Regions from separate parts of the Mus musculus genome. Here regions 2 and 3 are each linked to region 1. A link is a loop called in an ENCODE intact Hi-C map of the cell type or tissue named here. Cell type or tissue: heart. All regions are shown on one strand. Each heading gives the region's core, and the rest is flanking DNA. Links, peaks and the distances in the headings are about the cores only.

Evidence for each region. A loop is a pair of places that touch in the nucleus more often than their neighbours do. Peaks named below come from ENCODE experiments on the same cell type or tissue, not always from the same donor. Only the 100,000 strongest peaks of a DNase experiment are listed, where the experiment ranks them.
Region 2: a loop joins it to region 1, with 4 times the contacts of the local background. A loop is called at or near these places in 9 of 42 quality-filtered maps.
Region 3: it touches region 1 in a loop (2.4-fold over the local background); 2 of 42 quality-filtered maps call a loop at or near these places.

What each region holds. Positions count from the first base shown.
Region 1 is chr2:119,782,011-119,792,708 of GRCm38, reverse strand. It overlaps Rpap1 (RNA polymerase II associated protein 1), which reads left to right and starts at 5,172. Exons shown (of 25, transcript NM_001163701.1): 1 at 5,172-5,294; 2 at 8,739-8,975; 3 at 9,478-9,626; 4 at 9,974-10,063. The coding sequence starts at 8,795. In heart, for the core only: no CTCF peak of the experiment used is centred there; a DNase peak (open chromatin) is centred at 5,178; H3K4me3 peaks cover 1,898 bases; H3K27ac peaks cover 1,489 bases.
Region 2 is chr2:119,866,526-119,877,223 of GRCm38, reverse strand. It overlaps a transcript of Mga not described here. Among named protein-coding and RNA genes, the nearest start is that of Mga, 25 kb to the left of the region's middle. In heart, for the core only: no CTCF peak of the experiment used is centred there; DNase peaks (open chromatin) are centred at 3,933, 4,443 and 4,713; H3K4me3 peaks cover 1,769 bases; H3K27ac peaks cover 1,469 bases; H3K27me3 peaks cover 1,118 bases.
Region 3 is chr2:119,664,132-119,674,829 of GRCm38, reverse strand. It overlaps H3f3c (H3 histone, family 3C), which reads left to right and starts at 8,678. Exons shown (of 1, transcript NM_001370931.1): 1 at 8,678-9,714. The coding sequence starts at 8,794. The coding sequence ends at 9,204. In heart, for the core only: CTCF peaks have their summits at 5,566 (motif pointing right) and 8,879 (motif pointing left); no DNase peak of the experiment used is centred there; H3K27me3 peaks cover 228 bases.

The DNA of each region.
Region 1 (10,698 bases), core at 1,278-9,277:
GCCTGGTCTACAAAGTGAGTTCCAGGACAGCCAGGGCTACTACACAGAGAAACTCTGTCTCAAAAATAAATAAATAAATAAATAAATAAATAAATAAATAAATAAATAAATAAATAAATACCTGGGCACCTCTGCTGGGAGCCAAAGATGTGTAGCCAAAACTGCTCTGCAGAATGGCACACAGCGTGGTAGGCGAGAACTCACCTTTAAACTTATTTAGAGATTCTTGGATTGAACACACACATACACAACTGATATAAGTCTAGGTGAAGGGGAAGAATCATTTCTCACCTAGCAGAGCTGTGGTTCCCTCAAAAGCCATGAAACTAGAACAAAGGAACACAGCCACCAGGAGAGAGCCTAAGCTCAGAGATGCTGGGAACCCCTGCTCTGCAAAGAGGCTGGTTGGTCCCCTGACCAGGTGATAGGAGGAAGGCAATGAGAAGCAGACAATAAAAGCTGCCTGCCTCCAGCCACCAGATAAATAAATGATAGAGATTTATGAATTTGACTTAATTCCTTTTAAGGACAGAAGAAAGAAGTTAGGGAGAGTGAATGATTTAAAGAAATTCAAGACTCTTGCCGGGACAAATATTCCAGACCTTTGAACATGATCTACATTAGGCCAGCCTAGGCTAGGGCTGGAGAGTTGGCTCAGTGGTTAAGAGCACACACTGCTCTTCTAGATGAAGTTTTGTGAAAGTCCCAGCACCCACATCAGGCAGCTTCACAGCCACCTGTAATTCCAGCTGCAAGTGTATCTAACACCTCCAGCCTCCGTAGGCATCTAGCCTCGCATACCCTCAAAAGAGCACTGACTGCTCTTCCAGAGGTCCTGAGTTCAAATCTCAGTAACCACATGGTGGCTCACAACCATCCGTAATGAGATCTGATGCCCTCTTCTGGTGTGTCTGAAGACAGCTATAGTGTACTTACATATAATAATAAACAAATCTTTAAAAAAAATCTTTAAAAAATAAAAAAAAGAAAGAAAAGAAAAACAAACCCCAGGGTTTGTTAAAGGGCTAGAAAGATGGCTCAGTGGTTAAGAGCACTGACTGGTCTTCCGAAGGTCCTGAGTTTAAATCCCAGCACCTACATGGTGGCTCACAACCATCCGTAATGAGATCTGATGCCCTCATCTGGTGTGTCTAAGCACAACTACAGTGTACTTATATATAATAAATAAATAAATCCTTAAAAAAACAAAACAGGGTTTCTCTGCCAAAATACAATTAGAAAGTATTATAATTCTAAAGCGGGTGGTGGTGATATATGCCTTTAATCCCAGCACTTGGGAGGCAGAGGCAGGCAGATTTCTGAGTTTGAAGCCAACCTGGTCTACAGAGTGAGTTACAGGACAGCCAGGGCTACACAGAGAAACCCTGTCTCGAAAAACAAAAACAACAACAAAATAATAGCAATAATAAATTTTTAACCAACAAAAAGCCAGTGGGTTTAGTGGTTTATGATATAATCCCAGCATAGAGGTAAGGAAATTTCCAAGAATTTCAACTACATAGTAAGTTCCAAGGGAGCCTGGGCTGCCCTGTCTTAATGAAGTAGTAATAACAAGAATATACGAGGGGCTGGAGAGATGGCTCAGTGGTTAAGAACACTGACTGATCTTCCAGAGGTTCAAATCCCAGCAACCACATGGTGGCTCACAACCATCTATAGTGAGATCTGATGCCCTCTTTTGGTGTGTCTGAAGACAGCTACAGTGTACTTATATATAAGAAATAAATAGGGCTGGAGAGATGGCTCAGTGGTTGAGAGCACTGACTGCTCTTCTGAAGGTCCTGAGTTCAAATCCCAGCAACCACATGGTGGCTCACAACCATCTGTAATGAGATCTGATGCCCTCTTCTGGTGCATCTGAAGACAGCTATAGTGAGTGTATTTAGATATAATAATAAATCTTAAAAAAAAGAAATAAAGAAAAATTTAAAAGTATATACAAATAAGGACCACATGTTCAGCTTCTTAAATAATTTTAAATCTACAAGATCCTCCCTTCTCTCCTAGACAAGCAGTTAATAAAATTAGCTGGCCACTGGTACAATTATCCACAATTGGATTTAGGTAATTGTATTCTTGGGTCATTGTATATTATGTTCCTGTGTTGCTAGTATTTTCGAGGTCATAATGCTTGACTGTATTCTGATCTTTTTGGACAAGATGTGGAGGGCATGGTGGCACAAGCCTTTAATCCCTGCTCTTGGGAGGCAGAGGCAGGCAAATATCTGTGAGTTTGAGGTCAACCTGGTCTCTAGAGTAAGTTCTAAGACAGCCAGGGCTACACTGAGATAAAAAAGCAAAAACAGTCTCAAAAAGCAAAAGCAAACAAACAAAAAGAATCCTTAGATATTTGTATTTCTAAGTCATCACACCAAGAGGGAAATTGTGTGCAACTCTCTTCTTTAGTGATGCTAAGATTTGTCAGTAAAGGTTGGGTGTGGTAGCTCCCAACACTCTAGTGGGGGTGGGTGGGTGGTGGGATGAAGGGCAGAAGACCTAAAAAATTCAAGGTCATCCCTAGTTGCACAGCAAAATCAAGGCCCGTCAGAGCTACATTTGACCTTGTGAAGTTTCAAAAACAAAACAGGCTGCTAGTTGGCAGTGTTCTCCAGGATCCACCCTTTCATTTTGAGCAGTGGTTTTCTCCCATGTTTCATTCTGCCGCTTTGTACCATCTCTTGCCCCCATTTCCAGAACATCTTAGTAGCTGTAGTCTACTACTGTTTGAAATCAAAAGGCTGCCTAATCCCTAATAGCTGAAGTTTACAGATGTGACTGAGGCCTGGAGGTTCCCTGAAGGATTACATATATTTGAATCCATTCTGGACCATTAGCAAGCACAAGTGAGTGTGTGTGTGTGTGTGTGTGTGTGTGTGTGTGTGTGTGTGTGTGTGTGTGTATGTGTGTGTGCTCACATACATACACTCACACACATGTGAGAGAAACAGACAGAAAGAGACAGAGAGAGACAGAGACAGAGAGAGACAGACAGCCAGAGACAGAGACAGCCAGAGACAGATTGAAATTGAGATTTGGTTTCATTAAGTAGCCTGGGCTAGCCTTGAGCCGTAGCAATCTTCTTGCCTCTGCATTCCCAGTGCTGGGATTACTGGTGCATATCACTATGCCCAGCATCATCAATGTGTTGTAACAATTCTCACCAGTAAATTCTGATGCCTACTAAAGTTTTAAGCCTCTGAATTAACATTGGCTATCCTGGGCTAGCCTCAAACAATGATTTACTAAGGATAAGTATGTGCACAGTGATACATTGATTGCTGAACATTAATGGAGGCAAAAGACAAGGATCCATGCTCACAGGGAAATCAGTCTAACCAGTCCTTTCTCATGCACAGGACTTTTTATTTAGCCAAAACAGGGCACTGGGCAACAGAGGTGTCTCATCAGTTGAGAGCACTTGTTGCTCTTGCAAAGGACCAGTGTTGCTTGGCTTTTAGCATCACACAGTAGCTCACAACTATCTGTAACTGCAGTTGTAGGATATCCAATACTGTCTTGACATCCTCATTTTAATTCCTTGGGCTCCAGACATGCATGTGGCACAAATACATACATGCAAGCAAAACACACATTTTTTTAAAAAACTCTTTTTTTTAGATTTTATTTATTATTTATTTTATATGTAAGTACATTGTCGCTGTCTTCAGACACACCAGGGGAGGGAGTCAGATGTCATTAAGGATGGTTGCAAGCCACCATGTGGTTGCTGGGATTTGAACTCAGAACCTTCGGAAGAGCAGTAAGTGCTCTTAACCGCTGAGCCATCTCTCCAGCCCCCCAAAACACAGATTTAATAAATAGAAATAAAAAAACATTTTTAAAAATGAGCACCTGTTGTTCTTTCAGAGTTCAATTCCCAGCACCCACATGGTGGACCACAACCATCTGTAACTCCAGTTCCTGGAGATCTAACTCCCTCTTGTTGCTTCTCAGGGCATACACATAATGCACAAATATTCATGCAGGCAAATGTGTTTGTTTGTTTGTTTGTTTATAAAGACAGGGTTTCTCTGTATAGCCCTGGCTGTCCTGGAACTCACTTTGTAGACCATGCTGGCCTCGAACTCAGAAATCTGCCTGCCTCTGCCTCCCAAGTAAATGTGTATATTTAAAAGGAAATAAATATAAAAATTAAAAAAAAAAAAGGTTTTTGCCCATAGGTGATGGCACACACCTTTAATTCAAGAGACTGAATTTGAGGCCAGCCTGGTCTACAGAGTGAGTTCCAGGATAGCCAGGACTGCACAAAGAAACCCTGACTGGAAAAATGTAAAAACAAACAAAATGAAACAAAAAAAAACCAGGGTCTCACTGTGTAACCTAAGTAGACATTGAGTCTGTCATCCTCCAATATCAGTCTCCCAAGTGCCAGAATTACTCAAGCCTTTCATATCACAAGGCTGAAAGAACTTCTCTTGTGAAAAGGTAACTACTAATTGCAGCAGTCTGCTCCATACAAGTGGTTAGTGCAAGTGCTTGGGTTTCAGACCATCCAAGTTTAGAAGTTCAGGGGGCAGAACTGATTGGTAAAGTTTTGTTTTGTTTTGTTGTTGTTGTTTTATCAAAGTTGATTCTGGCTAGACCTTAAAGGGGATAAACTTTGTGGGAAGGGACGGCAGGGAAGGGGGTTGAATTCCCAAGAGGAGAGACTGACATAAACGAAGGGAAGATGCTTAGGAAGCGGGTAACCTTGATGACAACCAGTTTCTTTAGTCTTCTCACTAACACCCAATTCTTACAGTGCTCTCTGGGAGAGTTGCTTTCTTTGGATCTCCCTCTCACAGTTACCTTCTCGCTCGTCTAAAAGCACACTGGGGAGATCGCATTGGTTTGTGTGCAGACTTTTGTATGCTGAGTGCGGGGAGTGGAGCGGGAATACAGGACGCAGTTAAGCACGGTGTTGAGTGCAGAAGGACGTTTGTGCAAGTTTTTACATCTGCCGTGCTGTGGAAAGACCTGGGTCTGCATTACATCAAACGCGTGTGTTCCCAGCGTCTGTGTAAAGAAAGATTAGTCGCCGCAGGCTTCGCCGCTTGAGGTTCAGAGACACAACGCTGAGCTGGGAGCCCTCGAGCTCCCGGGCGAGCCACAGCGCGGCAGGCGGGGCTGCTCGGCGGAAGCCGAACTCTAGAGGCGGCGGAAGTGCCAGTCCGCACGGCCAAGATGGCGGCGCCCAGGCGGGTTTGGTTGGAGTAGGTTGCTGTTTGCAGAGACCCCGATCAAGTTACTCAGGTGGAGAACCCAGAAGCAAGGTGTCTGGTTACTTTATCATACCTGCTTGGGAGTCTTTGCACAGAAGTAGCTTGTGTTACCTAAACCTCGGGTACAGCTCTTCATTTCGAGCCTCACGAGCTGTCTCTTGGTTGCAGACGCGGGCGATCCAGGATGCTTAACTAGAGCCTGAGGTGCAATCTCTGGATTGGTCGTGTCGCCGATAGGCTGCGATGTAAGAGGCTATTCCAAAACCCAGTAAATCCATTGTTAGTTTTCCTTCGCTTTAGAGGTTATCTGTCGGAATTATCCTTATTATAATTCAAGGCGTAACTTTTAGCACTAATTGATTTTAGACAAATCCCCCCCCTGGAGTTTGTGGGGGAGTACATTTGCTTCTTTATGTAGCATGGGACTTGCTGTTTTCATTCACTGAAGTTTATTTATATAACAGATACTGTGGAAGGCACGCTGCATGCAGTAATAACTTGCTGTTGTTTTGAAAGGTTTCCTGTATCCCAGGTTGAATTGAAACGCCTTATCTTCCTGCCTCCACTTCCCAAATGCTGGGATTAGTCTGTCTCAGCCTTGTGCATTTTACAGGCTTGAAACTTAATTTGGAATAGCTTAAATAATTTGCCTAATTTTACACTAGTAAGTAGTGGAGCTAGTATTTTATTTCTGACTTAGGTTTCTAATGTTGCTGTTAAACAACCCGTCACAGCCCCGTGTTTGTGTGTGTATTTACTGGGCAGTGAAACTACTGGGGTTCGGGAATCGTCTCACAAACACCAATCTCAGACAGGGATAGTTTAGTGAGCATATATTCCATGACTTGACCAAATTCCATGGTCCAGATTTGGGAACTGGACCATACCCCTTGAATTAAGATCCTACAGGATTTTTAGGCCCCAAATCCACAAACATCTGTGCCAAGTTATTCAGGATTTAGGGATGGAGGATTTCCTTGGGAACATGTCTTTGTTGTACACCACTCACTGTGTTCCTATTGGTTGGGGTATTCAACTGTGGCAGGGGACTTGCCTTATCTAATATTCAGGTCTTAACTTGTCTACTGGGATGGGACTTGTCTAACATTCATGTGTCTTAACTTGCCAATTAGGAGGTCAATTACGCAAGTACATGTCTCTTTGTGCCAAGTAAACTTGACTTGACCACTACTCAAGATGGAAGTATTATTCCAAATAGTTTCTTATACTGGTACAAGTGTCTCTTTTTTTTTTTTTAAAGATTTATTTATTTATTTATTTATTATATGTAAGTACACTGTAGCTGTCTTCAGACACTCCAGAAGAGGGCGTCAGATCTCGTTACGGATGGTTGTGAGCCACCATGTGGTTGCTGGGATTTGAACTTCGGACCTTCGGAAGAGCAGTCGGGTGCTCTTACCCACTGAGCCATCTCACCAGCCCACAAGTGTCTCTTTTATGTTGGGGATCATCCCCAAGGCAACTTACACCATAAAAGCTCATACAAAGGTGTAGAAAGTGCTGTTGGGTGGTTGGTTTGGGTCCAAGCGAGGAGTTCTTCTGACTTCTGTCTTGATTGGTTTCAAAGGGCACAGAACATAACAGAATATATCATCAATCTTGACATTAGAAAGTTTCTGGCAACAGCAGAAACATATGAGAAGGTTTCCTTATAATGCCAAGCTATCCAGGTAACAGTTACCTGGGCCTTAATATTTTACCTAGGTCCCAACAGAAACCAAGGTCTTATGCATGCTAGGCAAGCACTCTGCCACTGATCTACACTTGACTACTCAAACCAGCACATGTGCACACCCTCGCTCACACACACACACACACACACACACACACACCTCCTATACCTGGAGCTAACTATGTAGCCTTGGGGGCTGGCTTTGAATTCAACTGTTCTGCCTCAGCTGCCTGCATGCTGATAATAGCCATGAACATTTATAGCCTTTTTTACACACCTCGCCCAAATTAAACTCTCAAAAAGCTTTTTTAGTGGTAACTTTGTTTTTGATTTTTTGTGGGGAGAAGGTCTTGCTGTATTATAGCACAAACTGTCTTAGGGCTCTCAAATCCTTTAACCTCCTGAATGCTAGGGTTACAGGCATAGCCAATCACAGATGGTTATCGGTATCGTTCCTTAAGTTACACACTCATGTTAATATTTTAACATTTCTGCCCCCTTTAGCCCTTGTGTTAGGAGTGTTTTCTATACTGGCCTAGTAAGTATAGTTATTTCATCTGATCCTGCATAGGACTGGGAAATAAGGAAATACATAGATTGCTTGCCACCGTTACCATTGTGGCCTATTTGTCGTGTCTCTCCCTGCTTCTTACTGTCCTCAGCCTTTAGAAGATGTGTCCCATGTGCCATTTATTTACATTTTATTATGTTACTTGTTTATTTTGTGGAGGGGAGGCACACATGCCACACTGTGCTTGTGGAGGTCAGGGGACAGCTTGCCGTGTGGAGGTCAGGGGACCGCTTGCCGGATTTGGTTCTCTCTTTTCACCATGTGGGTTGGGAATTGAGTTCAGGTTGCCAGTCTTGGCAGCAAGTGTCTTTATTGGTTGAGCCATTGAGGTCCTGTTGGTTTCATTGTTTATTTTCTGTGATAGGGTTTTTGTAGACCAAACTAACCTTAAATTCACCAAGATCCACTAGTCTTTGCCTCCCTAAAGGCATGTGCCACTTTACCTGGTGAATTTATCTTTTTGAAAGTGTACATATAGGCTGGAGAGATGGCTCTGAGGTTGAATGCACACTGACTGCGCTTCCAGAGGTCCTTAATTCAATTCCCAGCAAACCATATGGTGGCTCACAACCATCTGTAATGTGATCTGATGCCATCTTCTGGCCTACAGGTAGAACACTGTTCATAAGAAATCTTTTAAAAAAGAAAATGTACATACAATTTAGAGGCTTTTTCAAACATAACAAGGTTGCTACCAACATCATCTAATTTGAGAAAATTTTGAGAGTTTTGTCACCCACAGATTGTAAACAACCTAAATTGGCAATACTTACTTTTTGGTTGTTGTTTTGTTTTGTGTTTTGTTCTTTTGAGACAGGGTCTCACTGTGTAGCCTCGGCTGTCCTGGAATTCACTAGGTACACCAGGCTGGCCTTGAATTCACAGAGATCTACCTGCCTTTGCCTCCCAAGTGCTGGGATCAAAGGTGTGCGCCACCATGCCCCACTCTTGTTTGTTTTTTGACACAGGGTTTTATGTACTTCAGGCTGGCTTTTAAACTTACCATATAGCCAAGGGTAACCTGGAACTTTCTACCCTCTTGCTTTTTACCCCAAGTGCTGGGGGTTATAGACAGGTGCAGCCGCCCTCGCGTTGGCTGTAAATAAGTTTACTAGACTGATGGCCAGAGAGGGCTGATAGAGAAAGAAATGCCAGTGAGCTCACATCAATGCATGGAAAAGATAAAGACCACCAGGGTTCGGTTGTAACCGCTGCTGTTTTGATGCTTTAGGGGTGGATGAGAGGGAGTACTGGAAGGAGTCGTACAAAGGGCACAGCTCCAGGGCCATGATGCTGTCCAGACCGAAGCCTGGAGAGTCAGAGGTGGACCTGCTGCGCTTCCAGAGCCAGTTCCTTGAGGCTGGTGCAGCCCCGGCGGTGCAGCTGGTGAAGGGGAGTAGGAGGCATGGTGATGCTCCTCCAGACCGGCTCCCACCGCAGGACCATCGGGATGTGGTGATGCTGGACAGTGAGTGCTTTCGAGCATGGGCGTGAGGAGAGAGGGCTCAGCCTCAGGGACCCTGCTTCCATCCTGAGGTGGCTGAATGCTGCTCCAACTGTAACCTCTGTTGCTGAAAGTTTGTTTTATTTTTATTGCTTTCATTCATTCCTCTGTGTGTGTGTGTGTGTGTGTGTGTGTGTGTGTGTGTGTGTGTGTGAGAGAGAGAGAGAGAGAGAGAGAGAGAGAGAGAGAGTGTGAGTGTTTGGAACTCACTATTGAGCACAAGCTAACTTTCAGTTTGTGACAATCTTCTTGTAAATACTGAGGGACCAGAGGTGCAAGCCAGCGCTGCAGCTTCATTATACAGATGAAGAAACTGAGGCTCAGAGAGGTTAAATATCATACCCAAGATAACACAGCTGAAGCTAGGGCCCAGAGCAGCTGTCTTTTGTTCTTTGTTTCTGCCCCCAATCCATACTTCCTTAGGAACGTGTGAATATACTTAATATCTGCATTCCTTTTCTCTCAGATCTCCCAGATTTGCCCCCAGCTCTGCTTCCCGCTCCTGCAAAAAGAGCAAGACCGAGCCCTGGTCACCCGCTGCCTCACGATGAAGACCCTGAAGAGAGGCTGAACAGGCATGATCAGCACATCACTGCTGTCTTGTCTAAGATTGTTGTACGTGTCAGCCCGGCTGGGTGGGGCAAGGCATCCCATTTGGGCGAGAAAAGGGTTTATAAGTGGAGGGTGTTGTAGAAAGGTACACTTTTAACACTCCACGGTCAGGTTGGAACATGGTTAGAACCACCTAGACTAGATCCAACATGGGTTCCTGAACCTAGACTAGATCCAACATGGGTTCCTGAACCCCTGGAATGAGGATCATGGGGGCCACTGGTATCGGGTTCAGCCTGGAGAAGCCTGTAGACAGTGCCTATCCATGGCCTCTGCATCTGCTCCTGCCTCCAGGTTCCTGCCCTGTTTGGGGTCCTGATGTGCATCTTCCTTACTTTGTGTTGCCACAGGAACGAGATACAAGTTCAGTCACTGTGACTCTGCCTGTGCCCAGTGGTGTTGCTTTCCCGCCTGTGTTCCATCGCTCTCAGGAGAGACAGGTAAGCCAGAGTTCCCTTAGGTGGACTTTCAGTTAGGCTTTCTATTGCTGCACCAAAACACCATGACCAGAAACAACTTGGGGATGAAAGGCATTATTTCAATTACATTTTCATCAGGACCCCAAACAGGGCAGGAACCTGGAGGCAGGAGCAGATGCAGAGGCCATGGATAGGCACTGTCTACTGGCTTGCTCAGCCTGCTTGTTTATAGAACCCAGGACCACCAGCTCAAGGAAGCACCCCTCACAATGGGCTGGGCCCTCCCCATCAATCACTAGGAAATGCCTTAGAGCTGGATCTCCTTTCTCATGACTCTAGCTTGTGTCACGTTGCCGTAAAACTATCCAGCACAGGCGATGCTTAGGGAATGAGTGGTTCTCAGAGCGCATCTTCCCTAGGGAGCTCTGGACAATGATAAGCAAGTCCCTTTTATTTTCCCTTAAAGAAAACCATATGTAAGTATCTATGTCTGGGCCAGGCAGGCAGATCTCTGAGTTTGAGGCCAGCCTGGTCTACAGAGTGAGTTCCAGGACAGCCAGGACTATACAGAGAAACCCTGTCTCAAAAAACCAAACCAAGAAAAGAAAAGAGCCAGGAGTGGTACAACGTGCCATGTCCGCCATGCCCACAGAGCC
Region 2 (10,698 bases), core at 883-8,882, 85 kb before region 1:
CATGCTTATAATCTCAGCAATCAGGAGCCACAGTTTTAATATTAAACTAGGTTAAAATGTGAAATCAATTTTAAATACTCCCCCATTTTATTTTAAAAATAAAACTAGTGACATGGCTTAGCGGGTAAAAGAACAAGGCAGACAACCTGAGTTCAATTCCTGAGACCCACATGGTAGAATGAGAAAATTAGCACACAAGTTGTGCTATATGTGCACCCACACACACAAATAAATAAATGTAATAAAAAAATTTTGAATAGGGCCATCAAGATAGTTCAGTGGGTAAAGGTCCTTCCCCCCTGGCCTGTCAGCCTGAGCTTGGGTCCCAAGACCCACATAGAAGGAAGAACCAACTCCTGAAAGTGTTCCTCTGACTTTCACATATGAACTGTTACATATGCACACACAAATATACACACACATACACACACTAAATGGATGAATGCATACACAATAAAAATAAGTGAAATAAAAATAAAAGAAAAATATTAGGTAAAGTGCTTGCTGCATGGCCAGAGAACCTGAATTCAATCCCCCAGAAATCATGTAAAAAAGCTGGGCACAGCAGCTCACATCTGTAACCCCAGTGCTGAGAGACAGACACAGAAGGATTCTCAGAGCTCACTGGCCATCCCTTCTAGACAAATCAATAAGATCAATGAGCTCCAGGTTCAGTAAGAGAGCATGTCTTTAAAAAAAAAAAAAAAAAGAGGGGCAATTGAAGAAAATATCCAATTTCAACCTCCAACTGCAACATAAACATGCCTACATACACACATAAACACATATACACACAATTAAAAGAACTAGGAGAATTCCAGGACAGCTAGACACACACAAAGAAACTCTGTCTCTAAAAACACAAATGTACATATGTCTACACACATACATAGATAATTTAAATATCTATACTAAACCCCAACTCTGTCTCATCAAAAAAAAAAAAACAAACAAACAAACAAACCAACAACAACAACTATCAGAGGACTGGAGAGATGATGGCTCAATAGTTAAGAGCACTGACTGGTTTGCCAAAAGTCCAGAGTTCAATTCCAAGCAACCACATGGTGGCTTACACAATCTGTAATGGAAACTGATGCCCTCTTCTGGTGTGTTTAAAGACAGTGACAACCTACTCATATGCATAAAATAAATAAATAAATCTTTTAAAAAAGAAAGAAAGAAAACTATCAGAGTCATCAAGAACTCTGAGAAACCATCAAGCAAGAGCTTAAGAAGACATAACTATAGCCTAGTATGATGGCATGTGCCTGAAATTCCAGTATTTAGAAGGCTAGGAAGATCAGGAGTTGAAGACAGGCTTCAGCTACCTAGCAAGTTTGAGATAAATTTAGATAGGTAAAAATAAAAATGGTAAACCACAGGAACGATAGTATAACTACAAAAAGTACTATGTTCTAGGTGCAAAGGCTTCAGTCCGTCTATTCTGGAGACCAAGGCAAAAGGATAGTAAATTCCAGGCCAATCTGGGCAACAAAGCAAAACTCTTTTCTCAAAATAAGTTGTTTTTGTTTTGTTTTTCTTTAATTTTTTTTAGATCTTTATTTATTTATACATATAAGTGCTCTATTTTCATGAAGAGAGCATCAGACAGAAGAGAGCATCAAATACCATTATAGACAGTTGTGAGCCACCATGTGGTTGCTGGGAATTGAACTCAGGACCTCTGGTGGAGCAGCCAGTGTTCTTAACCACTGGGCTATCTCTCCAGCCCCTCAAAGCAAGTTTTAAAGACATGATTTTTTTTTCCCCACCAATCTTTATGGTTCTGAGGAATTTTTTTAAGGGGGGGTTGTTTACATTTATTATCTATTGTGTGTTTCAATACATTGCATATATGTATATGCAATATAGTGTATATATTGTTTGTATATATGCTAATATATACATGTAGGTACATGCCACAATGCACATGTAAAGTCAGAGGACAATTAGAGAAAAGCTAGGTCTCTCCTTTTACCATGTGCCTTCCAGGGACTGAATTCAGACTGTCAGCTGTAGGGTAAATATCTTTACCCACTGAGACATCCTGCCTACCTTAAGAAAAACATTTGAGATCATTTGGTATCATCTATAGCTCAGTTTGGCCAAGACCAAGAAGCAATTCTGCTTCTGCTTTCCAAGTGCTGAGATTGCAGGAGAGTGCCGTCACACCTGCTGTCCACCCAGTCTTCTTCAAAGCAGTAATCTTGGGTTTTTTGAGACAAGACTCATTAAGCAGCCCATAGTAGCCTAAAATTCATCATTTACTGCTTTACCCTCCGAAATACTGGGATTACAAGTATACAGACCACTCGCTTGGCCCCAGAGTAATAATTTTCTAATTTTACCTTTTATATTCAAATAATTAATTCACCTGAACTTGATTCACCTGAATTTTAGTTTTTTTCCCCCAAATGATTAGCTAAATAGTCCAAAATGATTAAAGAACATTTCCCACAGGATATGAAATGTCACTTCTGTAAAACTAAACTATATTAATTTATATGTTTCTACATTCATTATTTTGTCCTGCCTACTTCAAGGTTAGTACTTAACTTTTGTTTGTTGTTTTGTTTTGTTTTGATACAGGATGGCAATGTGTGACCCAGTCTAACCTCTCTCCTTCTAGAATGCTTCTAGACTTAGACATTTTGACTATTACAGGGTTTTTTTGTATTTTCATTAATACAAGACACCCATGCTGTTTTCTTTTTCAAAATTGGCCCTAAAGGCAGGAGATGGTTCAGTGCTAAGAACATTTACTTGTCTTACAAAGGACCTGAGTTTACTTTCCTACACCCACATCAGACAGCTTACAACCACCTGGAACTCTGGCTCTACGAGTATCCAATGCCTCTGGCTTCTAGAGAACAGACAGTGAGAGACAGACAGACAGACACAATTTAAAATACAATTTTAAAATTCTCCTACTCTATAGCTACACTCTTCCAATGAATTTTGGAAGAATTGAGATGTGGGTCACCTAGTAGAATGCTTGCCTTAAAACGTAGGAAGCCCTGGGTTTCACCCCCAGTAATGAATAGATCAGATTTCAGTATTGTGGCACACAACTGTAATCCAGAAACAGAAGAGTGTAGCAGCAGGAGAATCAGAAATTCAAGGTCATCTTTGGCTCCATACTGAGTTAAAGATACTTATCTGGCTTACATGGGACCCTATCTACAAAAAGACAAGAAAATGAAAAGGTCCATGCACAGTACTTAGAGCATCATGTTATAAAAATGTTAGCTACTAGCATAATTATTCAAAAGTGACAACTATTGATTGCTCAATGAATGGCTTCCAAACTCTGTTCCCACAATAGATATGGCCACTGCGCATGGTGGTACATGCTTTTAATTCCAGCACTTGAACAAAATCTCTCTGAATTCGAAGCCAGCCTGGTCTACATAGTCTCCAAAAACAAAAAAGATGAAGTGGTTGAGGGAGGAAGGGCTTTAAGAGAAAAGGTGTCTGGTAATAAATATTAATAATTTGTTGAGTTTGATATGGAAACAAGGCCCTATCCTAAGACATTTTAAGCGAGCATTCTGTCACTGAGCTACACTTCCCCCACTACCACCTGTTATTTTGGTTAGCTGCATGTAACTGAGATCAAGGAATCGTGGACCTTAATAAGACGGTAAAAAACCAACCATCTCTACCTTTCTAAAATAGAAATAGAAAGATTACAAAACTGGCCAAAGGCAGGGACCCTGTATCTAGCCTCCCAGATTAGGATCATTCTACTGCACCGCGTGGTTTCTTGTGGATGCTTGCCTAGCTTCGAGAAGGGAGGGGTGGAAGTCGACCATCAGGCCTCTGCAAATTCGCTCGAAATCACAGGCTCGCGAGCCGCGGCACGTGACTCGCCACGCCCCGTGCCTCCCCCTACCCCGCGCCAGCAGCACGCGCTGCCAACCTCGTCATGTGACCTTCACGCGGCCCCAGCGTTGCCCCTGCTAGGCGACTGTTTCCAGCAGCCATTTTGCCGAGAACTTGCCCTCAGTGCTCGCGCGGGAGCCGAGCGCACGCAATGTCGCAGCCAGACTTTCCAGGCCGCACACGCGCTTCGAAAGACAGTGAGGGCCCGCCGGAGCCTCACGGAACACGTCGCACCCCGGGGCGCCAGGAGGATTGCGGGTGCGCCTCGGCCTGCGATAGGCTATGTCGCGCACGTGACGCCACGGCGCCCCCCCCCACACACACACACACCTTCGCCGTCCCCCTGCCCACGAAAATACCCACGACAGACTCTCAACGCCTCGCGCAGAGTACACGATACTGGGAGCGTGGGGACGAACGGAGCGCGTGGCAAACGAGGCGCCTGCGCGTACCTGCCGAGTGGACGGGAGTCGAGCCACACCGAGTGCGCCGCTCCGGGGTCCCGGGACCGTCGCGCTGCCGGACCACCCGCCTGGTCATTGGCCGCCAGGCCGAGTCACGTGCTGCTCGCAGGCCCGCCCATAGCCGCTAATCACCTGGCACGGTGCTCGAAGTGGCACCGAAAGTGGCTTGCACGCGCAAGGGGAGCGTGGTCACTAGACCTCCTTCTGCCCATTAAGGGGTGGCATCCGTAAAGGGGAACGGAGAAAGCAGGGTCCTAAAACTAAGGACGCTCACACCTACCGGCTTTACTTCGCCTGCCCCTCCAGGAGCCGTGAACCATCGCCCTTGGGCGCTCCCCGTTGCACGCCGGGATGCGTCTGGCGCCCCTCAGTGTGCTGCAGAGCATGCCGGGAAAGCCACCTCTCCCGTTTTCCTGGCTGTCACCTCTCCGGCTTTGCATTGGTGTCCCTCTGAAAGCCGGTCCCAGGACGAGACGGTTTGGGTAATTACCAGACTGTGACGGTACACCAGGCACTTTCAGTCCCTCCTCCCCTACTTGTTTGATCTCTGTGTTTTTAGGAAAACCGTTAAGCCTTCCTTCGTGAAGCGGTGCCTGTTGACTTTGAGAATATTGTAGAAGAATAGCAAGAATGTTTACCTACAAGAACCACCAGCCTTTCGTGGTCAATGGACTAGAACGATAACTTGAATACTGTTTACCACAATCTCTGCTTGAGAATGGTTGTAATTCTTAGAATTTATCTAGGAATAGCGAACATTTTGCAATATGCTTATTGTTGGAGAAAAAGAAGTAGAGTTGTTTGGTTTTGTGTTGCTGTTTTTTTGTTTTGTTTTAAGATAAACAGCATGTCCCTAGCAGAGGCCCTAGTTTGGTAAACCATATATAAGACATTGGAACTACAAAAAAAAAAAAAAAAATGCTAGCACTAAGAAAAGGTGGGCTTACATTACAACTAGTTGGTTTTGTAGGAATTACAAATTTACCACTGAGCCAAACCTACCTAGTGTTCTACCCACAATGAAGTCCCTGCATAGAATTATTCGAACCTTATCTGCTTTGAGATATACTTCCCAGCTTGATGATGTCAAAACTTTTATAAGTCTCAAAGGGCTGATCAGCTTGAAAAATATGACTATTCCTCCTCTGACTCTCATAAGCTCATATTTATAGACTAAAGGTTAGTTAAGTGTATGAAGAAAATTAAAGGCCAGAATGTAAAGAATAGGGCATACTCCTGGGTAAAAGGTACTTTATCTTTCTAATTAAATATTACAAAAATAATTTCTGACTAAGAAACCAAAGCATTAAATAAAAAGTACAATATGATATTTGTTAAACTTGAAGTTTATAAAAATTCCAGTTTTTTTTTTTTCTTGGTTTTTCGAGGCAGTGTTTCTCTGTGTAGCTGTATAGCCCTGGCTGTCCTGGAACTCACTATGTAGACCAGGCTGGCTTCAGACTCAGAAATTCGCCTGCCTCTGCCTCCCAAGTGATGGGAGGCACCCAGCTCCCAGTCTTCTTTATAGTTAATTTTAGCAACAACTCTTACAGAAAGCTTATATTAGCATCACTCAGTGTTCTGTGGAAATCAGAGAAAATATATTTTAATATATTCTCTAGGCAAATTGATGAACTGGGTTTAAGATCCACTGTCCAGTGCTAGAGATGTAGCTCATTTGGTAGAGTAATTGTCTAGCATGTACAAGCCTTAAGTTCAGTCCTCTGCACCCCAGATAAGCCATGTACAATGGCACACATCTGTAAGCCCAGCACTTAGGAAGAATCAGGAAGGTCAGAAATACTATATCATCCTTAGCTCCAGCCAGTTTGAGACCATGCAAGGATATGTGACACTTTATCTCAAAAATAGAACCTATGGACTGTAAAAGAGCCTTAAAATCTGAATGATGTGGCCTGGAGAGATGGCTCAGTGGTGGAGGGCACTGACTGCTCTTCCAGAGGACCCGGGGAATCCAAGTACCCACATGGCAACTTGCAACTGTATGTAACCCCAAGATCTGACACCTTCACACAGACATGGATGCAGGCAAAAACCAATGCATAAAAATGGAAATAAACTATTTTTAAAATTTTGATAGACTTCAACAGCTTGTGATTCCCTCCCTGGGATATGACTATGAAGATATTTTGGAACTTTTTAAATATCCAGTTCCTTTAGTAAAAAACTAGGGACACTCTTATCTATTATTTGGATTGTCATAATTATTTTGAGGAAAAGAATACCTCTCATAGTTCATAATTACAAAACATTCTAAAATGTCATAGTAATTATTAGTGAGGATTACATTTGAACTACAGTCCTGTTCTCTTCCAGTACAGAATATTCTTTGTTTTTAAGATTCTGTTCCTTTTGACCAGGCATGGTAGCACAGGCCTTTAATCCCAACATTCAAAGGAAGAGACAGGCAGATCGCTGAGAGTCTAAAGCCAGCATGGTCTACAGAGCAAGTTTCAGAACAGCCAAGGGCTGTTTCAGAGAAACCCTGTCACAAAAAAAAAAAAAAAAAAAAAAAAAAAACAGAAAAATAAAAGATTTGTTTGTTTTTATATGTATGAGTGTTTTACCTACATGCATGTATGTGTACCCATGAGTACCTAGTGCGCACAAAGAGGCCAAAAGGGGTATCAGACCTGGGACTGTTGTTACAGACAGTTGTGAGCTCTGTGAGTCCTGGAAACCAAACCTCTGCAAGAGGAACAAGTGCTGTAAACATATGAAAACGAGGCTGGCCTCAAACTACCTCCAGAGGGCTGCAGTTAAAGGTATACATACCCTTCCTAGCAGGTACAGTATTTTTTTTCTCAAGGTTTTTTTTTGAGGCAGGGTCTTTCCTTGTAGTTCTGGCTATCATAGAACTCACTATGTACTTCCTGTTGGCCCTGAACTCACAGAACTCTGCCTGCCTCTACCTCCCCCATACTAAGTATGTGGCACATCTAGCTTAGTACAACATACTCTTGAATTTTTTTCCACTTCCCTGTTGTTCCCTAGACAGTGCTAGAGGGACACTAACAGATGTTTTATTTGTTTGTTTGTTGTTTCCAAAACAGGGTTTCTTAATGTAGGCTGGGTTGTCCTGGAACTCCATTGTAGACTAGGCTGACCTTGAACTCAAAGATCTACCTACCTCTGCCTCCCAAGTGCTGGGTCTAAAAGAGTGCAGAACGCACCACCACACCTGGCTAAGAACATTAACAGATTCTTATACTTCCAATCGCTTGAAATTTCTTGGTGATACCACCCATCTGTTGGGAACTATACTGTTCCATTACTTCTTGCCTCCAAGGGTTCTTGCTGCTGCTGCTGCTGCTGCTTCTTCTTCTTCTTCTTCTTCTTCTTCTTCTTCTTCTTCTTCTTCTTCTTCTTCTTCTTCTTCGTCTTCGTCTTCGTCTTCGTCTTCGTCTTCGTCTTCGTCTTCGTCTTCGTCTTCGTCTTCGTCTTCGTCTTCGTCTTCGTCTTCCCCTCCCCCTCACTCTCCTTCTCCTTCTTCTCCTCTGCCTCCTCTTCCTTCTCCTCCTCCTCTTTCTTTCTCTCTTTTTTAATTAATTAATTAATGTTTATTTGTTTGTTTGTTTGAAACAGGATTTCACTATGTCACTCTGGATGTCCTAGAACTCATTAAGTGGACCAAGCAGGGCTCAAACTCACTTAGAGCCATCTGCCTCTGCCTCCCAGTGCTGAGATCAAAGCGTGTGCCACCATGCCCAACACAAGTACTAGTAGTTGGAAAAACTTACAAGTTTCTTTGTTGTTTGATGTTCTTTTTTTTTCGGGTGGGGGGGTTGGTTGGTTGTGTTTTGTGTTTGGGTTTTGAGATAGCGGCTGGCCTGGTACTAACTATATAACTCAGACTGACTCAAATTCATGGCAATTCTTCTACCTCAGCTTCCTAAATGCTGAAAGTAATTCTCATGCTATTCTCAAATAATGTACTTATCATAGCCTCAAAGAATATAGTATAATTGTTTCATCCCAGTGCCTTTGAAGTGGGCAGTGTCTATATGACCTTTTACCAATAAACTAGGAGTGAGAATTTTGTGAATTCTTCTGAGAAAAAGCTTTAACTACCAATACAGACAGAGTTCAACCATTCTGTCTTCCCTTCGGCCACAGCTATGAGCAACGTTTTACCTGGTGGTTATTCCATCAGCTTTGTCTCTTATGAGAATGGCACAAAGCAGATTACCCCAATCAGTCTGCAATGAGTATATAGTGTGAGCAATATATAACGTGGGATAAGCCTCTCAGATTTGCACATGTCTGTCACAGCACAGAACACACTAGGTGGCACAAAAGTGGGAGAGCTTGCTAGATTGCAAAAATCCAATCTGGTAAAGAAAAGTGCCAGTTGCCATTGTCCGTGTTGTGACACAACCTTAGAAGGAACCTTGGTTTGCTGGTGTTGGCACACTTGGAATCCCAGCTCTAGGGGAACTGAGGCAGGAATAACAAGGGTTTGAGGCCAGTCTTGGCTATGCATCAAGAAGTCTCAGGAAACTGAGGCTGGGGTAAGTAGTGATGTGATAGAGCATGTACCTAACATTCCTAAAAACCCCTGGTTTAACCCTTAGTACTGCTAAGGAAGGAGTGGCCAGGAGCCAGGGACAAAGATCTTCCATAGGCTGCTTATGTGTGAGACTGTGACCCACAGAACCACAAAGAGAGGGAGGAGAAGCAGGGGAGGATGGGGGAGGAGGAAGACGACAAGAGAGTAACAGAATCAAGAGACAACTGTCCGAGGCAATAAGAAGCCTAAAGAAGGAAAATTCATTCATTGGAACTTTGGATTGGGGTATTTTTTGTTTTGTTTTGTTTTGTTTTGGGGGGGGAAGGAAAGGGTTTATTTGGCTTACACTTCTACATCAGGGCGGGAACCTGGAGGCAGGACCTGGCGCAGGTTATTTTTATTATATGTATGTATGTATGTATGTATGTATGTATGTATGTATGTATGTGTCAGCATGTGTGCCATGGCAGGTATAAGGTCAGAGGGAGTCTTCAGGAATTGGTTCTCTCCTTCCATCCTTTGGGTCTAGAGGATCAAAGCCAGGCTTGGTAGCAGGCACTCACTGAACCATCTTGCTAGCCCCATTTTGTTTGTTTTGTTTTTTAAACCATCTCATTATTTAGTCCAGGCTGGCCTCCAATCCCAAGTGCTGAACTTGTGCCTCTGTATCTAGCCAGTCATTTCCTTTCTTTTCTTTTCTTTTCTTTTCTTTTCTTTTCTTTTATTTTATTTTATTTTTTCTTTTCTTTCCTTTTCTTTTCCTTTCCTTTCCTTTCCTTTCCTTTCTTTCCTTTCCTTTCCTTTCCTTTCCTTTCCTTTCCTTTCCTTTCCTTTCCTTTTCTTTTCTTTTCTTTTCTTTTCTTTTCTTTGTTTTTTTCTGAGACAGGGCTTCTCTGTATAGCTCTGGCTGTCCTGGAACTCACTCTGTAGACCAGGCTGGCCTCAAACTCAGAAATCCACCTGTCTCTGCCTCCAAAGTGCTGGGATTAAAGGCGTGTGCCACCACTGCTCAGCTTAGCGAGTCATTTCTATATTATGACCTTGTTTTATTTTCTTTCTTTTTTATGGACAACGAATAAAAGTTTATTATACAAAATCAAGGCCTCTGTTGTTGTTGTTGTGTATGTGTGCGTGTGCGTGTGTGTGTGTGTGTCTTCTGTTTGCATGTATGTATATGCACCATGTGTGTCTGGTGCATGTGGAGGTCAGAAGAGGACACCAGATCCCCTGGAACTAGAGTTATAGGTGGTTGTGAGCCATCATGTGAAAACTGACACAAAACCCCACTTACAGATGTTTGTGAAAGATGTTTATTTATAATTGCCAAAAACCAGAAACAAGTAAGGTCTCTCAATAGGAGGACAAATAAAGAATACTGCGTCTATACAAAGGAAATATCTACAGACAAAAGGAAATGAATTAACTGGCTGGAGATAAAGCTCATTGGTTAAAAATGCTTGCTGTTCTGGAGAGCCTGAGTTTAGTTCTCAGCACCACATCAGGCAGCTAACCACCACCTGTAATTCTGGCTCTAAGGAGTCTGAATACCCTCTTCTGGCCTCTGCAGAATTTGTAATCAAGTGCAGGAACACACATAACTATACATACATACATACATACATACATACATACATACATACATACATACATACATACATACAAATAAAGTCTTTATTTTTGAGAGAGAGAGAAATGAGTTACCAGCCAGGAATAGTGGCACACACCTTTCTTCCAAGAACTCCAGTTCTTGGGAAGCAGAGGTAGGTCATTCTATGAGTTTGAGGCTAGCCTGGTCTACACGGTGAATTCTAGGCC
Region 3 (10,698 bases), core at 1,399-9,398, 120 kb after region 1:
TGAGGAAACTCATCCATCTCCAGCCCTGGAATGCGGCCTCAGGGACCACCCGCATAGTCGACAGCCCCTGGAAATTGCTGAGAGCTTGGGTGGAGGAGCCAGAGTCCGCCTGCCTGGGCTGTTATTAGTGACAGCCTAAATGCGACCCAAAAACTAGGGAAGACTATTCCAGCGATAATCGGAGAACTCAGATTCATTGTAGGGAAGGACCAGGTGTCGGGGTGTGGGATGAGCAGAGAGGTGGCCCGGGAAGAAAGCAGTAATTTAATGAGCTATGCTAAGTAGTTTCAAACTCGCTTGAGTGTCCTGGGTCTTTGGTAAGGAACGACAGTGACTTCAACACTGGAAGAGAATGAGAATAGAGAAATAGATGGGTTCTGAATTATTTGCTAGTTGGGGCGCAGAGGAGGCAGAGGTTTCAGATTCTGATTTAGGAAGATGAGTGTGAGCTTTGTCAAGAAAATATGACAGAGGTTTGGAAGGGAAGAGGGCTGTATAGGAAATGTTTTATGTCGTTGAATTTGAAGTCATCTGACAAAAAGGTCAACGCTGGGAATGCATTTTTATATATTATTTATGTGCAGCAGGGTTTATATTAGGGAGTATTAACAGTTACAATTTGAAGTTGTTCTCAAGTCTTAGAACGCACTGGTTCACTCATTCTGATAGACAACTTTAGAATTCAAATCTTTCTCGACTAAGTTGATGAGGTCTTGCTTTCTTACTATCCCACTTTGACTCTCTAAGTTATTTTTCTCAGCTCAACTACAGTACACATCACATCCCTTGCCAGGTGTGGTAATTATAAACCCATATTTTTAGATACTTGGAAGGTTAAGACAGGAAGAACATAAGGAACACAAGTTCAAGGCCTGCCTAAGTCTGCATAATGAGTCCAAGGCTAAGACCCTGTCTTAGTCGATCAATCAATATATAAATAAATACCAGGCAATGGTGGCCCATGCCTTTAATCTCAGGACTTGAAAGGCAGAGGTGGGCAGATCTCTGCATTCCAGGCCAGCCTGTCTACAAATCAAGTTTCAGAACAGCAAGAGCTGTTGTACGTAGAAATCCTGTCTTGAAATGCAAGAGGAGGAAGAAGAAGGTGAAGGAGGAGGAGGAATAAGAAGAAATAAAGTATTGGATATAGCTCAGTAGTAGTGCTTACAAGCATATGTAAGGCTCTAGGTTTAATATTCATCATTAAAAGCAACAATAGCCGGGTAGTGGTGGCACATGCCTGTAATCCCAGCACTTGGGAGGCAAAGCCAGCTGGTCTACAGAGTGAGTTCCAAGACAGCCAGGGCTACACAGAGAAACCTTGTCTCAGAAAACCAAAGGAAAAAAAAAAAGCAATAACAAATGTTCATGCCTCAAAATAGTAACAGCCCCAGAAGAACTCATCAGTCTGAGGCAGAAGAATAACATATTAACAGTCGCTTAGACTACATAGCAAAACCCAGTCATTTGTGTGTAATGTGTGTATATATAATATATATGTATACCTAATATAATACCATCCATAGAGAGAAAACACTCTCTGCTATTAGCTACTTGAAGAGATGTTTAGAATTACATTGATGGAAACAAACTAAATAAGACCCAGGTACCATTTTACTCCAGAAGAGTTTTACCTAACAGAAAATACTAGACATCTGCTCCCCAGCAAATTCTCACATGAAGTCCATGGCCAAGATTATCTAAAAGGACCACAGAAACTCCTGAGTTTCTAGGCACCCTTAAGTCTGATGCCTCTGGTAAGGACCTTTTAAATGTATCATCTACCACAGGATTGTTGAAAAGAAAGCTATAATATATTCAATGAACTTTAAAGATTACCTTTGCGTAAAATCTGTTGATTATTAAACCATCTCCAGAGGATCCTCAAAGAATTCATGGACAAGTTACTCCTTATAAAAAACAACCAATGTCTACATTGGTGAAATAACTGTTCTCTCTCAATCCCTTCTTGAATGCTTTCCAAAATGCTTGTTGAAAGTTTCCAATCAGCAAAATGAGGATAATTGAGTGTGCTCCTCTGCCTCTCAGTCTTTGAGTTCTTAGAAATTTTAAATGAGTCACTACATAAAAGGGTATCCAGAGTACTTTCTGAAAAAGCCAACACTGTGTACATGTCACTTATAATTGTTGCACTTTGGGGATAGCCAGGCAAAGTGATGCAGACTGATAATCCTAGCACTTAGGAAGTGGAGGCAGAAAGATCAGGAGTTCCAGGTCAGCCTCAGCTATATAGTAACTTCAAGACCATCCTTGGCTAGATGAAACCCTATCTCAAAGAACAAACAACCTACTGGAAACCAAATAAGGACCAGCAGGATGACTCCTTGAGTAAAGGTGTTTGCCATGAAAACCTGATATGAATTTGATCCCTAGATCCCATCCAAAGTGGAAGAAGAGAATTGATTCCCAAAGTTGTTTTCTTAACTCCAAATAGGAGCTCTGGCACACATGTATACACACACACACACACACACACACACACACACACACACAATTTTAAATGAACACTTCAGGCATGGTGGCTTAGGGAGCAGGTAGACAATGAGTTTAAGGTAGCCTGATCTTCATACTGAGTACCAGAAACAAAGTGAAAAACTGTTTTTATTTAAGACTATTCCAGAGGTCAAAAGGAGTATGTGTGTGTGTGTGTGTGTGTGTGTGTGTGTGTCTGCTCGATGTAGCCAACTTCAGACGCACCAGTAGAGGGTGTCAGATCTCATTACAGGTGGTTGTGAGCCACCATGTGATTGCTGGGATTTGAACTCAGGACATTTCAGAAGAGCAGTCTTACTTGCTGAGCCATCTTGCCAGCCCCAACATTTAACTTCTTGTTCTCCTGCCTCTTCTACTTGAGCTTAGATTATAGGCTTGTCACCACTCCTGGTGAGGGCTTTGCTAGGAAAAGTACTGTATGACTGAGCTATATCCCAGCCCTGTTTTTACCATTGCATTTTTTTAATTGAAAATAAACAAGATGGTCATTTTTGTTTTGTTAAAAGGGTTTGGCATGGAAAACTCCACAACAATTACAATTTTTAAGGCCAGAGATAAAACAGATGAGATAAGGATTACAAGCTCAGAGAAATGTGTGTGGGAAGTTGATATTAATAGGCAACATAAAGAAGAAAACCCACCCAATGATTACACTCGAGAGTACCTAAAAGAAATACTAGAGTGCTATAGCTCATTCCAACACATTTCCTTATAGCTTGGGTAAGAATACAACTTTCAGGAATGAGTTCTCTCTTTCTACCATCAGAGGTCACAGGAATTAGGCTTGGGAACAGTTGCCTGTACTCACTGAGCCATTCTGCTGTCCTTTCCATGCTTAAAAAACCAGTGTAGTAGCAAATCTGCAAACAGCAGTATCCCCGGGAGGTTGATAAGTCTTATATTTCAGTAGAATATTCCCTAACAGCAGTCAGGAAGAAAGATGGGCTCAGGCTAATGTCTAACTCCAGTGTTAGACATTAGCAAAAACAGGTAAATCCAAGGGGTTCTTTGGCAAGTCAATTTTACCAAAATTACTGTGATAAGGTGGAGTGTGATACAAGACTCCTGACCTTGATCTCCAGAACCTGCACACTCCTGTGTGTATGCACACACTGCAAAGTAACTAGATACAATGTGTAAAATGGACTGAGTATATAGTTCAGTGCTAGTGTTCTTGCCTATCACGTACAAAAACAAACAAATGAAACAAAAAACATTCCTGATTTAAAGTTAGCAAAGTTGTGGCACAAACTGGGATATGCTATTTAGGATTAGCATTATTTTGCAGATGACAATCCCAGTGTAGTTGAGTCGTGAGTTGTAGAAAAGGGTTTTCATGAGAAAGTCCAGACCTGTACAATATAGGGCAACTGAGATTCTCTTTTCTCATCTCCTATGTGAGGCAGGATCTCATTGTGTAGCCCAAGTTGGCCTGAAATTCATGCTTTTATTCCTCCTCCAATCTCCTCAGTGATAGGATTACAAATATGGCTGCCATACAGGGATCTCAGACTGGTGCACCTGCTCTGATCCAACAAGTTCTTAAATCCCCAAACTCCTTTCACTTCTCACTGATTTGTTAGTGTTTGTTTTCATCCTTGTGGTCTAAGATGGAAATTTATCATTCATAAGTTATGGACAATAACATGAGACCAAAGAGAAGGGCAGAGAAGCCAGCCTCCTGCCCCCTGCTCTGGGGCTGGGGATTCAACCTGGAGAGGAAACTGTCTTTTAAGAAAAGCACTTGGGAGGCAGAGGCAGGCAGATTTCTGAGTTCTACAGCAGCCTGGTCTATATAGTAAGTTTCAAGATTCACTATAGAGGGCTATATAGAGAGACTCTGTCTCAATTTAAACAAACAAATTAAAATTTAAAAAAGCACAAAAATACAGAGAGAAGGAGACACTGAGAGACAGAAAGAAAATGTCTGTGTCCTGATATTGGTTTTTTTTGTGTGTGTGTGTGGTACTGGAATGTGAAACTAGGATCTCGTGCAAGTTAGGTAAGAACTGTACCACTAAGCTGTCTTCTGATTTTTCAGTGTGAAGACTGGGTGTAGTGATACATCACTGTAATCCTAGAGTGGGAAGATCACTGTGAGTTCAAGACCAGGCTGATTTATTTACCTAACAAGTTGTATGACAACTAGAGCCAGTGAGGCATTGTGATAGACCACAAAACAAAAACATCTCTGGGACAGGGTCTGTCTTAGTTAAGGTTTCATTGCTGTGAAGGGATACCATGAACAAAGCAACTTTTTTTTTTAGTTTAATGTATTTTAATAGGAAACTTACAGGAACAGCACACAAGACTGACAACATTAAAACATGTACTTGTATGTAGGACAATTCAGTTAGAAAAGTATAGTGAACAGATGGAATCTACTGTGTGATAAAAATGCTACAAACACCATTTAGTTGCTGTCAATAAGAAATTTACTTATTTTTTAAAAATCCAAATACTGGCATGTCCAGAAAATTTTAACAGGTTTATTTATAATTGTTATAATGTTGAACTGTTGAAATGTGTTCACTGAAACATTTTGCTTCCATTAATGCTTTACATCTTGCATTTATATTAAAAATTCACACACAAATGAACGTGGAGAAACTGCCAATACCTGATTCTGTCCCCTATGTTTCTACTTGCAAGCATATACTTTGATATCTTTGACCCCATGGAAAAAATATCTAACATTCAGAACTACTGATAACCGGAAAAGAGGGAAAAAATTTTTTTGAGAATGAAATGTTTCCCCTCATAGTGGACTCTTAAGCACGTTCTCCGCGTATGCGGCGTGCTAGCTGGATATCTTTTGGCATAATTGTTACACATTTGGCATGGATAGCACACAGATTGGTATCTTCAAAAAGGCCAACCACTTGCCTCCTGCAAAGCACCAATAGCTGCACTCTGGAAGCGCAGATCTGTTTTGAAGTCCTGAGCAATTTCTCACACCAGACGCTGAAAGGGAATCTTGCAAATCAGAAGTTCAGTGGACTTTGATAGCAAGTGCCAAGGTATCAGGCCTGTAACGATGAGGTTTCTTCACTCCTCCAGTAGAGGGCGCATTCTTCTGAGAGGCTTTTGTAGCCAGTTGTTTCCTGGGTGCGTTACCACCAGTGGATTTGCAAGCAGTCTGCTTTGTAAGAGCCATGGTATGGACACCTCCTTACTTACCCCCAACCCCCTTCTCCTTTGGCTGGAGCACAGCAAGCCAGAGGCGGCTCTGGTGTTAGAGAGCAGTGGCGGCATGGTGAAGGCTGCAAACACAAAACAACTCTTATAAATCAAAACTTTTAGGGCGGGCAGTGGTGGCACATGCCTTTAATCCCAGCACTTGGGAGGCAGAGGCAGGAGATTTCTGAATTCAAGGCCAGTCTCAGAGTGAGTTCCAGGACAGTCAGGGCTATACAGAAAAACCCTGCCTTGAAAAACCAAAACAAGGGGCTGGAGAGATGGCTCAGCAATAAAGAGCACTGACTGCTCTTCCGAAGATCGTGAGTTCAAATCCCAGCAACCACATGGTGGCTCACAACCACCTGTAATGAGATCTGACGCCCTCTTCTTGTGTGTCTGAAGACAGCTACAGTGTACCTAGATATAATAATAAATAAAACTTAAAAAAAAAAAACAACTAAAAAATGGCTCTGATTCCACAATCAGGCAGAGTTTGAGACTGGGAGGCCTCAAAGCCCTCCAACACAGTGACACACTCCCTTTAAGGCCATACCTCCTAATAGTGCCAATTCATATGTCCAAGCATTGAAACATATAAATGTATGGGGCCAAATGTATTCAAACCACCACAGAGTCCTTCTAGAGACAGAGTCTCTAAGGTGGACTGAAGCTTTCTCTTTAGTCCACTGTCTTAGTTAGGGTCTTACTGCTGTGAACAGACACCATGAACAAGGCAACTCTTATAGAACAACATTTAATTGGGGCTGGTTTACAGGTTCAGAGGTGCAGTCCATTATCATCAAGGTGGGAACATGGCAGCATTTAGGTATGGTGCAGGTGGAGCTGAGAGTTCTACATCTTCATCTGAAGGGTGCTAGCAGAATACTGGCTTCCAGGCAACTAGGATAAGGGTCTTAAAACCCACACCCACAGTGACACAGCTACTCCAACAAGGCCACACCTACTCCAACAGGGCCACACCTTCTAATAGTGCCACTCTCTGGACTGAGCATATACAAACCATCACATTATACTCACTGGCCCACATAGGCTTGTTTAAACATATGAGTCTTTGAGGACCATACCTAAATATAGTATAATGCAAAATACATTTAGTTCAACTTCAAAAGTCTCCATAATCTATAGCAATCTCAACAATGTTAAAAGTCCAAAGTCGCCAGGCATGGTGGCACATGCCTTTAATCCCAGCACTCGGGAGGCAGAAGCAGGTGGATTTCTGAGTTCAAGACCAGCCTGGTCTACAAAGTGAGTTCCAGGACAGCCAGAGCTATACAGAGAAACCCTGTCTCGAAAAACCATTTTAAAAGGTCCAAAGTCTCTTCTGAGATTCATACAATCACTCATCTGTAATCTCCAAAGCAAGACAGGAAGTCTTCAGCTTGGCAAAGTCCAAATTCTGCATCGTCTTCAGGTCTCCAACTCCTTTTCTTTTCTTTTTTCTTTCTTTTATATTTATTTATTTCATGTATATGAGTACACTGTTGCTGTCTTCGGACACACCAGGAGAGGGCATCCAATTCCCATTACAATGGTTATGAGCCACCATGTGGTTGCTGGAAATTGAACTCAGGACCTCTGAAAGAGCAATCAGTGCTCTTAACCACTGAGCCATCTCTCCACCCCCAACTCCTTTTTCATCTTTGGTAATTGCAACAAACTTCTTTCAGCTGGGTTGGTTCCACTCCCTGTCATCAACTTTCCTCAACAGGAAGTCCATGACTCTGGCATCTCAAATATCTTTGAGTCTCCAAAGCACCTTCAATGTTATAGCTTCTTTTTCAATGTCTGGGATCCACACATGATCTTCTGGGTTCCTTCAAAGGGCATCACTTCTCCAGCTCTGCCTCTGTAGCACTCTAAGCTCAGGTTGATTCACTCCACTGCCACTGCAGTTCTTGGTGATCACGGTACTGGAATCTCTAATACACTGGATCTTCTGCTGAAGATAGGCTTCACCAATAGCCTCTCATAGACTCTCTTCATGTTGCCAAGCCTCAAATCCTTTGCATGAACCCTTCAGTTCAGAACTGCAACTGAGGCTGCACCTTTACCATTGGCCTTTCATGGCCTCTCACAGTGCCAAGCCTCAGCTGCTATTTATGACCCCTTCATGTGTTCAAACCAGTATCACTTGGGTGACTCTTACACATTACCAATTACAGCTACAGCACAAGGTACATCCAGGGGTTCTCTATACAGCCCTGGCTATCCTGGAACTCATTCTGTAGTCCAGTCTGGCTTCGAACTCCAAAATCCGCCTGCGTCTGCCTCCCAAGTGCTGGGAGGAAAGGCATGCTCCACTACTGCCTGGCTGTTGGTCTTTTTTTTTTTTTTTTTTGGCCGGGGGGTTGGGGGTGTGTGTCAAGACAGGGTTTCTCTGTATAGCTCTGGCTGTCCTGGACTCACTTTGTAGACCAGGCTGGCCTCAAACTGAGAAATCCACCTACCACTGCCTCCCAAGTGCTGGGATTAAAGGTGTGTGCCACCATGCCTGGCATTGGGGAAGTTTTTATCTATCATAATAATTTTGTAAATGAAAGTAAATCATTGGTTTCCCCGGGTATAAAGTCATGTTAGTGTCCCCATCTCAAAGGATGGTTTCTTATTCATTACTCTTGCTTAAGATCTTGGTCTAGGCTACCAGGAACATGTAAATAAGACAAGGAATGAGAGAAAACAAAACAGATAGATTGTCATGGGAACTATGGCTCAATAATTTTTTTCCGATGAAGAGTTCCACAACCAGTTCCAGGAGGCCTCCCCTTTTGAGGTCAGTCACCTCAGTCTGTAGAACTTGTCACACAGATCCTACTGGAGGTGCTGTGGCATAAATGATCAATGTTTATTTGTTGACTCAAGTGACTTGTGTCTGGATTTTGTTGTGGTCAATATTTCTAGCAAGTGTTACTCCAGTTAGGACCTTGGGATTTGGTATAAGGATATCTTTAAGAAGAGCATTTCAGAATTGTGTTCGCAGCCTTCGCCGCGCCGCCGCCGCTCTCCAACGCCAGCGCCGCCTCTCCCTTGCCGAGCTCCAGCCGAAGGAGAAGGGGGGGTAAGTAAGGAGGTGTCCATACCATGGCTCTTACAAAGCAGACTGCCCGCAAATCCACCGGTGGTAAAGCACCCAGGAAACAACTGGCTACAAAAGCCACTCGCAAGAGTGCGCCCTCTACTGGAGGGGTGAAGAAACCTCATCGTTACAGGCCTGGCACTGTGGCACTCCGTGAAATCAGACGCTATCAGAAGTCCACTGAACTTCTGATCCGCAAGCTCCCCTTTCAGCGTCTGGTGCGAGAAATTGCTCAGGACTTCAAAACAGATCTGCGCTTCCAGAGTGCAGCTATTGGTGCTTTGCAGGAGGCAAGTGAGGCCTATCTGGTTGGCCTTTTTGAAGATACCAATCTGTGTGCTATCCATGCCAAACGTGTAACAATTATGCCAAAAGATATCCAGCTAGCACGCCGCATACGCGGAGAACGTGCTTAAGAGTCCACTATGAGGGGAAACATTTCATTCTCAAAAAAATTTTTTTCCTCTTCTTCCTGTTATCAGTAGTTCTGAATATTAGATATTTTTTCCATGGGGTCAAAGGTACCTAAGTATATGATTGCGAGTGGAAACATAGGGGACAGAATCAGGTATTGGCGTTTCTCCATGTTCATTTGTGTGTGAATTTTTAATATAAATGCAAGATGTAAAGCATTAATGGAAGCAAAATGTTTCAGTGAACACATTTCAAGAGTTCAACTTTATAACAATTATAAATAAACCTGTTAAAATTTTCTGGACAATGCCAGCATTTGGATTTTTTAAAAATAAGTAAATTTCTTATTGACAGCAACTAAATGGTGTTTGTAGCATTTTTATCACACAGTAGATTCCATCCATTCACTATACTTTTCTAACTGAGTTGTCCTACATACAAGTACATGTTTTTAATGTTGTCAGTCTTGTGTGCTGTTCCTGTAAGTTTGCTATTAAAATACATTAAACTATTAAAAAAAGAAGAAGAAGAGCATTTCAAGCTGGGCATGGTGACACACGCCATTAATCCCAGCACTCAGGAGGCAGAGGCAGGTGGAATTCTGAGTTCAAGGCCAGCCTGGTCTACAAAGTGAGTCCCAGGACAGCCAGAGCTATACAGAGAAATCCTGTCTCAAAACAAAACAAAACAAAACAAAACAAAAAAAAAAACAAAAAAAAACAACAAAAAAAAAACAAACCAAAAAAAAAAACCCTAAGTATTTCAAGCTAACTTGTAATCTTGTATAGATTATAGCATGTAATCTATAAAAGACTTCAGTGGTCAGCTAACTTTCATGAAGCACAGCAGGCAAACAAATGGAGAAACTTCTGAGACATGGGTCTCCTTGAGGATAAGCGAAGCGTACCTCTGTACTCAGAGCCATTAGGACTGCTGCGGCAGGGGGAGGTACTCTACCATCAATCCTTATAACCTGAGTTCAAGCTTTTGAACACACTCTATGATTCCCCTAAGCAATCAATCCTAAAAATTAAAATACAATGATATTAGGTTTTTAAAATTTCTGGGTCACAACTTGTGCCCTGAGACATGTCCAGCCACCCATCCTCAATAAGCCATATTCCTTCCTAGAGTTGGCAGGCTCCTTTCACACAGGTTACAGCAGGGGAAAAGCAAGCCCAAGACATAGGCTACTTAACCATGTCTCCTTGACGCCTACCACCGAAGGAATAGCAGAGTTGCATCTCCCTGTCTCTGTAGTACCTAACTGAGTTAAGGTTAGGTTCTCTAAACCATTGAGTTCTCTCTCCACTGCAATGGTCACAGTTCCTCTATTTAGCAATAATATGATAACATTGTTCAACAAACAAAGCCGAACAACAAAACCAATCCTGAACAGAAACTGCACCAATGATTGAAAAGAACCCCAAATTGCTCAAAAGAGTCCAAAGATAAACAGGAAAGCAAAACCCGATGCATACGGATGAGAGAAACGT